Linked DNA regions of Mus musculus: region 1 is linked to region 2. The links are chromatin contacts, found by Hi-C or POLR2A ChIA-PET in ENCODE. All regions are on one chromosome and are shown on one strand. Each heading gives the region's core, a stretch centred on a gene start or an enhancer-like site at or near the end of the contact. The rest is flanking DNA. Distances are from core to core; before and after follow the strand shown.

What was found. A loop is a pair of places that touch in the nucleus more often than their neighbours do. ChIA-PET counts read pairs that join two places held with the same protein, here RNA polymerase II (POLR2A).
Region 1: a loop to region 2 is called in a map of gastrocnemius, with 4 times the contacts of the local background. The contact joins the promoter of Uhmk1 here to the promoter of Uap1 in region 2. A Hi-C loop is called at or near these places in 4 of 37 maps with a recorded cell type or tissue (T-helper 2 cell, gastrocnemius and heart). POLR2A ChIA-PET finds 5 or more read pairs at or near these places in 2 of 5 experiments (Patski and embryonic stem cell).

What each region holds. Positions count from the first base shown.
Region 1 is chr1:170,211,732-170,216,674 of GRCm38, forward strand. It overlaps Uhmk1 (U2AF homology motif (UHM) kinase 1), which reads right to left and starts at 3,676. Exons shown (of 8, transcript NM_010633.4): 1 at 3,242-3,676; 2 at 505-797. The coding sequence starts at 3,509.
Region 2 is chr1:170,173,653-170,178,478 of GRCm38, forward strand. It overlaps Uap1 (UDP-N-acetylglucosamine pyrophosphorylase 1), which reads right to left and starts at 1,312. Exons shown (of 11, transcript NM_001305045.1): 1 at 1,098-1,312.

The DNA.
Region 1 (4,943 bases), core at 2,426-4,925, 40 kb after region 2:
AGAGTTCCATCACCGAAGAAACAGCGACCCAGCAACTCACCAAAGGCTGACAGAGCCTGAAGAGCTTTATGTGGGCTAAGTACGCTTAGTAATTTCTGAGCTTTCTTGAGCCTCACTAACTCTTACCTGACCTAAATTTATGTCCTTCTTTCACACAGCACCACCGAATTATTTTAATTTGCTACATTAGCAACACTTTGGTACTAGGGAAGTACACCGTCAGTCCCTAAATTACCATTGGTTTTTGGGGTTTTTTGTTTTGTTTTGTTTTGTTTTTTTGTTTTTCGAGACAGGGTTTCTCTGTATAGCCCTGGCTGTCCTGGAACTCACTCTGTAGACCAGGCTGGCCTCGAACTTAGAAACCCGCCTGCCTCTGCCTCCCAAGTGCTGGGATTAAAAGCATGTGCCACCATCGCCCGGCTTAAAGTACCACTGCTGTTAAAAATATTTGCCTTGGACCACGAGGTTTTTAAAACACAACGGAGAATAAAAGGTATTTCTTACCTGATTGCCTTCTTTGAAGCTGAGTCCAAAGTCAATAAGCTTAAAACACTCATTCTCCGCACTCCACAGGATGTTTCGTGGTTTGAGGTCTGCATGGACGTAGCCCTCATGGTGAAGAAAAGCGAGGGCCTCCAGAACATCTCGGGCACAGTGCTGTATCATCCACATGGAGCAGCCCTGATGACTGGAATATAAAAGCAATTCCGAAACACTGACATCCAGGAGTTCAAGCAGCAGACAGCGTGATGGCACATTGGGAGAGAAGTGTATGGTAAAGACTCCATATAAAGTCACTAGAAGAAGGAAAAATTACAATACTTAAAAAGATCAATTCATAGTTACTTATTACCCAAATAGTTAACTCTGCTATATGAATTTGAGATAAAGAGGATTTTATCTCCATGTGTGCACACATACATGCACATGCAAGACAGCTGTTATAGTAAAAAACTGAGATTCCCTCTAGTTCAGCGGTTCTCAACCTTCCGAATGCTGCAACCCCTTAATACAGTGCCTCAGTGACCCCAACCGTACAATATTTTTGTTACTTCATGTTTATAATTTTGCTAGTTATGAACCCTAGTGTAAATATCTGATATGCAGGATATCTGATATGCTTTCAACCACTATGAAAGGGTCACTCAACCCCATAAGGAGTCTTGACTCACAGGCTGAGAACCACTGCTCTAGGCAGACTTAGCACTGTCTCTTCCCTTAAGAGTTAATCCAGTAGGTTGAGAATTTAGCTCAGTGGTAGAGCACTTGCCTAGCAAGCGCAAGGCCCTGGGTTCAGTTCTCAGCTCTGGGGAAAAAAAAAAAACAAGATTTGTCTTTTAAGCCGGGCGTGGTGGCACACGCCTTTAATCCCAGCACTTGGGAGGCAGAGGCAGGCGGATTTCTGAGTTCAAGGCCAGCCTGGTCTACAAAGTGAGTTCCAGGACAGCCAGGGCTGTACAGAGAAACCCTATCTCAAAAAAAAAAAAAAAAGAGTTAATCCAGTTGGGTGGGTCAATGACCTGTCTAAGGGCCTAAATGCTAAGAGAGGTAAGAGTCGTCTTAGTCTATGCTTTTCTCAAACACTTTCTGTTAAGCTCCTCTTCAGGCCTTTTGGCTGCCTGACCACTCCCCACTTCCCCTCCACACATGGCTGCCCTCCATGTTGCTTACCACAAGCGTCATCGCTTTTTCTCTATTTTATTTTCCCCTCCTCAGAGCAGTTACTGAGATTTAAGGCTTGCCTGCCCTGGGGTTTTTCTTTTAAAGTCTAATGAAAAATTCCTCGAGCGTTACCCCAGTGTCATTTGGCCACCAAGGCAGTAGGCACCCAAATCCCTGGAAACACTGGGAACTGAGCTCCGGGCCTCTGCAAGAACAGCAAAGGCTCTCTAACCACTGAGACACACCCACACAACCCCACCCCACGGATAAAAATGACAATGATAAGCAAGAAACTTCCACTATTCTTCCAGGGAGCGAGCATTATCTTTGGACAGCCGGGTTAAATAAAATAAAGTATGGCGATATATGGCACAATTATTCAACCTGTGTTTCACCAAGAACTCAACACTCAGTGGTGGGTGAATATGCCCTTAAGGTCTTAAGATAAAATTACTTTAAAAACCTATGATATTAAGTAACCCTTAAGAGCAAATTGAAGGTTGCCTGATCCAAAACAGCATTCTATGCTCATATATATATATATACATATATATATATATATGTATATATATATGTGTGTGTGTGTACATGTGTGTGTATATATATATATACACACATACATATATGTGTATATACATAGACATATGTATACACACACACACACATATATATACGTGTATATATATATATATATACACACACACATATTATATACATCAATTACAAATAACATTCTAATGTAATCACGCAAGAGATTCAACAAGTACTGAGGCATGCAAAAAATGTTCCTGTCAAACACCAAAGCTATAGTGATATACCGCTTAGTAAGATTAAGGAAAAAAAAGAAAAACACACTAGCATTAGGACATTCTATCAATGTAGTATTATAAATAAATAAATAAATAAATAAATAAATAAACAAACACTTTCTTCAAGCTACACATGGGTTCTATTTGCCAAGATCTATGACGCTTCTTTACTAACCAAAGTTATAACCGCTTACAAGCTCTCTGCCTGTACGTGGATTAGCAACGAGGACTGCTTCCATATATCTGTGGCCCAAACAAGCTTACATTCTAAATCTCTGAGTCATGAAAGTCTTACTGAAGCAAACGCTGTGCTCTTAAATATCACACTTCCATTAACTTCTAGGTAACACTGGGTTCCCTCTCCCAAATTCACACGAAATATGTATTTTTTTTTCCGTTCTCAGTAGTATGTCATTTGATGTCAATGATGGCACTGGATGCCCTAGAATATTTTCCATTTGGAAAAGATGCAAAATTTTCCACTCAAGACATGACAACCTGGCAAACTCATGCCTTTCACTTTCTAACTACCGGATGAAAACCTAAGCAAACTGGACTTTACTAAGCATTTGCTATGTAATAATCACTTCCACCGTATACCTCAGACAGCTGCAAAGGAAAGGTGGACTGAAAAGGGACCTGCATCGCGTGACAACTAGTGAGGCCCGATCCTCTCCTCCCACCTACAGGACCAAAGACCGGGGGCCAGGCGGAGGACGCTTATGCTTGAGCCGGGACATGGGCAGGACATGGGGGACAGCCACAATTACCGATGTTCCTGTGACCCTGCAACTGCTCCAGCGCCGCCCTCTCTTTGCGGAAACCATACTCCGCGGCCGAGGCCGCAGCCCCGGTGGTTCCCGGAGGCAGGAACTGCTTGAGGGCGCCGGGGGGCGAGCCCGGGGTACCGCAGCACCGCACCCGGTACACCGAGGCCGACGAGCCGCTGCCCAGGCGGCTCTGGACCTGCCACAGCCGCCCGAAGGCCTCCAGGAAGCGCGGCGGCTCGGCGCCCCACGCGCAGCCGGACCCCGCCATGGTGCGGGCTGGGCCGAGGACACGCGAGCCGACACGACGCGCCAGGCAGGCCCGCGGCGCCCGCCGTCACATCCCCGCCCGGACCCGCCGCTCCGCAGGGAGGGGCCTGCAGCGCTCCGACCGACTCCCCGGACCTCAGGCCGCCATGACACCGGAAGCCGGAGTGCACTCGGACCCAGCCGGAAGTGGGGGAAAGCCAATCCTAGAGGCTGAAGGAGGCGGGCCTAAGAGGGGCGGGGCCTCCAGGGGGAAAATTGTTTAGCACAAAACAACTGAGATATTAAACTTAATTATTAGAGATGGGGTGTAGCACAGTAGTAAAGTGCTTGCCTTGAATGCGCAAGGAAGGCCCTGGCTCCAGCAAAATATATGATTATTGATTTTTTTGTTTTATTTATCTTTAAAGAGTTATTATATTTGTATTTATATATTTGTGTATTTGTTCCTCATGTGTGCAGAAGTCAGAAGAAGGTGTAATATCTTTTGGTGCTGAAGTTACAGGAGATTGTGAGCTGCCGGGTTTGGGTGATGGGAACCAAAGTCCTGTCCTGGGGAAGATCAGTATTTCCTCATAGCCACTGAACTGTTTGTCTCTTGTGCAGCTATCTTATTTTCTATTACCTATTGTTTCAAGCTGAAAGCTACGTGCTTTCACATCTTCCTGATATCCATCATTACCACCTCCCTTTCTAATATAACTCCGATTTTCTTTGGAACAGTAATATACACAAAAGAAATACCTGGCCTCTCTCAGAAGTGGCTGTGACCACGCCCTCTCTCTAGTCAATAAGACCTTCCTGCATAACTAACAAGGATTTATTGGAAGATCTAACTTGACTCACTTAGATGTTGTGTTTTCTTCCCTGTTACTTCCTATCTCCTGCTTAAGAAAATAAGCGTAAAGCTAAAGACAGATTAGTTGGGGCTAGAGAAATGGCTTAGCAGCTAAGAGCACTGACTGCTCTTCCAGATCAGGGTTCAATTCCCAGCATCCACATGGCAACTCACGAGTGTCTATAACTCAAGTCCCAGAGCATCTGGCACTCTTACACAAACATGCAGGCAGAATTTCAGTGTATATAGAAATAAATAAATCTTAAAAAGCAAAACAAAAAATAAAGACAGATTAGTCATCCTGTTTATGAAGCAACTGAGAGAATAAAAGCAACATATTAATATATTAATTGGATGTGATCTATTGTGCCAAAAAGCCCAAAGTATGTTGTCTTAGATATGGAAGCATTCCCTTCTACAATTAATAATGCAGGGTTCTGCCAATCTCAGTGGACTTTTATCTTTGTGACCTATGTGTTTGCCTTGTCTTTCAGCATTTCATGGTTTTGAGAATGGGGAAAGAGACCAAAGAAGCACAAAAATAGCCAAAATGGTACTGAGTTTTCTGGTCGTATCCCATTAGCTAGTGCTTACCTAGTC
Region 2 (4,826 bases), core at 62-2,561:
TGCCACATTAAGGACGTCCAGTATTTCCCAATTCCACCCCCACCTCTGCTGCTATATGTCCTCAGGGTGGGTTAGTAAATCGCTTTGGGGGGTGGGGGTGGGGTGGGGGGGACACATGGAGCCAGGCAGTGGCGGTACATATCTTTAAGGTAAATGGATCTCTGAATTCTGGGCCAGCCAGGTCTACAGAGTGAGTTCCAACAACCAAAGCTACACAGAGAAACCCTGTCTCGGAAACAAACAAACAAACAAACGAAACAGGAAAAAAGAGGGGAGGGGAGGGGCTGGGGTGGGGGTGGGGAGGAATGGTACTGAGACTGACTTGAGTCCTAACCACTAACTAACAGGACAGACTATGAAGTCTTTTCCCTCAGCCAAGTGAGTCAACTAATAACGAAATGGATAAATGCTTTTGGTTTGCTGCAAACTCTTGGATCCAAGCCCAGTGAACTTCACCTCCAAGTCCTTAAACTTGTGCCTCTCATAAATGCATGATCATTACCATCGGATATCAGATCTCATAGTATGCCGATGAAGGCCAGTCAGCCTTCACACCAAACTTTTAAAAAATCTTCTAGAGCATATGTGTGCTCTCAGCCTCACCGTTCCTCCAGTCCAACTGAGGGGAAAACCCTGAAATCTGAACCTCTCTCACTATCAGTATCAAGCGAAGGCAAGCGGGTCCTGTGCTAGTCACATCCCCCATTGGGATCCACTGTCCTGGTCGGAACTATCAATTCTTACCCTCGTGGGTTCAAAACACCCCAACGCGCTTTCCCAACAGTAACAGCGATCACTTATTCCCACCGGTGAACCCCAGAAGTGGCACAACTATGCCCGGGCCCTAGCCTGAAACCCTCCTGGCTCCTCTTCCCCCAACTCAAAAACAGCGCTGACAAGCGCCGGGAACTCCATCATCACCCAAGCCTCCTCCCTCAGGTCTCCCCCAAGACCCTCCGCGCGCGCATCCCCGCCCCGCCGCGACACAGCCCACGCCTCTCCGGAGCTCCGAGCAGCGGACGCCGAGCAAGGTGCGGCAACGCGTAGCCGGGTCCCCGCGCTAGGCATGGGAGCGCGCGCGTGAAGGGGGTCCCTACCTCCCTCGACAATCCCGCGGCTCCTTCGGCTCGGCTACTCGCCCGTGTCCCGCGCCCGCCTGGAATATATACTGTCATCCGAGGGGCCGGGGCGGCGGGGCGGGCCACGAGCAGCGGCCGAGGGGAGCGCGGGCCCCGGCCACCCGGCCCCTCCCGCCGCGGTGAGTGGCTGCGGCCCAGGGGCGGAGCGGAAGCCTGCCGGCCCGACACGTCAGCGACCGAGAACAGCCAAAGGGGCGGGCACCGGCGACAGGAAGGAGGAGCCTCTTTACGTCACTCAGACTCTTGCCCAATAGGATGGCCAAGGATCCTGTCAGTCTGTGGTACCGCCCCCCACGCACTAGCAGGGGCGGGGCCGGCTACGCGCGCGGCTTCGCGGGGAGGTGAGGCCAGGCGCCACCTTAAGGACAAACTGCAGGGCGGGTCCTCTCGGTCACCCGGGGCGGATCAGAGCGCCTGGTAGGGAGCGCGGCGCTGGCAGTGAGTCTTCAAGTGACGGATTTCCGAACGCCCACGGGTGTGGTTGGGAAAGACCCGCCGGTTTCTAGGCAGAGATCCCTCCAAGGCAGGCCTGTGACCTTAAGCTAGCTGATTTTGTCTCTAATTCTCCACATACCTGTTTGCCAGTGACCCGGGCTTCCTCTGCCATTGTCTTCGGAGTCTCTTGGGTGTCGACACAGCCGGGTTGCCTTTTGCACAGCGACTAGTGAACGAAATGCAATCAAAAGGGATTAGATGACCCGAGGCCATGCAAAATGTGCCAGTCAGGGAGAACCGGCCCAGAGAGCAAGAACTTAGCTAGGAGAGGAGAGCTAAAATTCAACTGTCCTGTTACAGCATAGGCAGCAGATGTGCATGTGCAGGCTATAATCTCAGTGTTATGAAGTTGCATTTATATTTAGAGCTATTATGTTGGGTTTTTGCAGGTTTTGAAACGAGAGTCCAATTTGTTGAGATGTCAAAAGCAACTAAATTTAACATATCAGGATGTTTTCCATCAGGTGGATAGGCTTCCTCATTTTACATTTTCAGTGTTTTCTTAGTCATTCTTGCGTATTCATTTTTAATCCAGACTTTACTATCAATTTATGTCATTTAGAAATATCATTTAACAAGGGGTATCATTTGTAAATAAAAACGTAGTTGCCCATCTGTTAAGGCACCTTTGTGGCTTTGAGAGATTAGATGGATAAACAGCTTGGTGGAACAGGATCAAGGAAGGACATGATATATTATTAGCAGTATTTGCTTGGCCTTAGCCTTGCATGCTCTCTGGAATCCTGTCAGAACGCCACGTCGCCTGAGAAGCTGTAAATGGCACCCACAGTGCTGTTGATAGTGGTAGGTGTGCCTTCCTGGAGCAAGACTAACAACACGGGTGTGTTCTCTAGTTTTCATACTTCCAGCTTGGAAAGTACCGAGTCTTAAGTGAAGAATTCAGAGCCTGCCCACAATGGGGTTGCCCAGAATCTCTTGACCTTCTTTATGTGTGCAAGTCCCTGGGGTAGAAGCATTCTCTTAGAAAGAAATTGGCGGCTACAGCAGTCAATAAAGAGCATATTGTCCAAAACGTATTTATTTATTGAGTTATTCTACAGTAGAACTTACAATAGACTCTACAGGGGAATCAAGAGTCTATTTCTTCAAGGGATTCCAATACAATGAGAGAGGCAGGGGAGAGACGTGCTCCTTCTTCCTAAGGGACGGCCGTGAGTGCAGCAGCAAAGGCTCAGATGAGCATTAGAGCTCAGAGAAAGCAGAGGCCTTAGCTTCAGAAAGGAGTGAGGGACCACCCAACACTTCTGAAGGCTGCCCTTTAGTTCTCTGCCTCCAAGGCTTTTGTTTTATATATATATATATATATATATACACACACACACACACACACACACTTGGAAATTTGAAGTGCCAAAAGGGAGTACCTGCCAAAAGGTACAGATTCTTAGTGGTGTGAGCTCAACTCAGTTTAAAAAAATAAATGGGTAACAGTTTTGTCTATTAGCTGGATAGGTGGACGGGTGAATGGGCGGACAGATACTTAGATGGGTATTATGAGACCTGGAAAGAAATGATCACCAACACTGAGAAATACACAAAACACAACAGCACAAGGACACGGTACAGTTGACAGAGGGAAAGGGAAAGGACAGAGTACTCGTGTACAGTAGTCGATGAGGAGTATTAGCTGAAAACAGATCTGGGGAAAATGAAAGGAGAAGCAGAAGAGTCACATGATGTGATAAAGCTACGGATAAGGCTGGGGATACAGCTCAATGATAAGAATAGTCACGTGTGCTAAAGCTACAGATAAGGCTGGCTATGCAGCTCAAAGATAAGAGCACTTGCTTAGGATATATAAGCTCAACCCCCAGAAACACACAGACAAAAAACGTTATATCAGAGTATGAGATGCTTTCTTTTTATCATAATATGTATTATACATATTAATGAGTTTCACTGGATTTCCATATATATGTATATATATATGTATGTGTGTATATGTGTGTGTATGTATGTATACATATATGTATATATGTATGTGTGTATGTATATATATGAATGAAACAGTAATCACCCTTCTCTACTCCCTTTTGAGAAAAGATGCTTTAAATGAGCCATTATTGTGAGATAATTTAAAATTTGAAAATATCATATATTAATAATAGGTTCTATGGTTTTAGGTAGATATATTTGGCTAAGTTATAAATTATTTTAACTTTGTGAAATACATTACTTACTTAACAGCTTGGCTTGACTGGTTTTTCTGAGTGACTTGTCAGACCTGTGCCAGTCTGCCCACGTTGCTTGTTTCTCAGAATCCGTTATAACCCACCTAGATTTTTTTTTTTTTTTTTGAAAAGTGTGTGGGTCCTTGGGGCTGCCACACCAAAAGGTTCTGTCCTGAACATGATGGCCTCAGTTGGTTCAAGGAGGTTTTTGCCAGCAAGAGGCACAAAGCACCAGGGCAGTGAGGCTCTTCTCAGCCTGGGTCACGGCAAGGCCTGAGCACTCATGACATTACTGTTCCAAAGGGTGCAGACAAGTGGGTGGTGCACTGACTAGCACTTTCCCTTTCTGCCGACAGTTCCCTAGGATGGGAGGACTTTGTTCTCTTGGGAGATGATACTGCCTTAGCTCACCACTCTTCCCAACACTTACATTTTCTTAGGTTAGGGTGTGTTTTGAAATATTGTGAAATGAAGAAAACTCCCTCTTCAATGTCAGATGTTTCTACACCTTCCTAACATTTACGCAGTCCTCCGGGGGTTCTGGGATAGACAGTGGATCTAAAATGTGTGGGATGCCGAGAAAGATACATACAAAGGAGAAAATGCAACCGACTCTAACCTAAGAAGCACGCGACTCACGGAATGAAATAAACTAGGTTATAAAGAACGCCAGTGTGTGGTAGTTCCTGGGACTGCAAAGCTGGAGGACTCCTCATAGAGGTGAGGTTGTGTGTAGAAGAGGAGACTTTGAATCCCATCCCTTGGTGTTGGCTAAACATCATCTAGTCTGCCCCTTAATAAAGACACGGATTTGACAAAAGTGAAGTGAGTCACTTAAGCACAAAATTGATAGGAAGATGTAAAAGCAAGATTTAAGGTCAAAGGGATTCTCTGCAGGTAATGAGTATGAAAATAATCCAAGAATTACGAAGTTCAGGCTGGCGAGATGGCTCAGCAAGTAAGAACACTGACTGCTCTTCCAAAGATTCTGAGTTCAAAT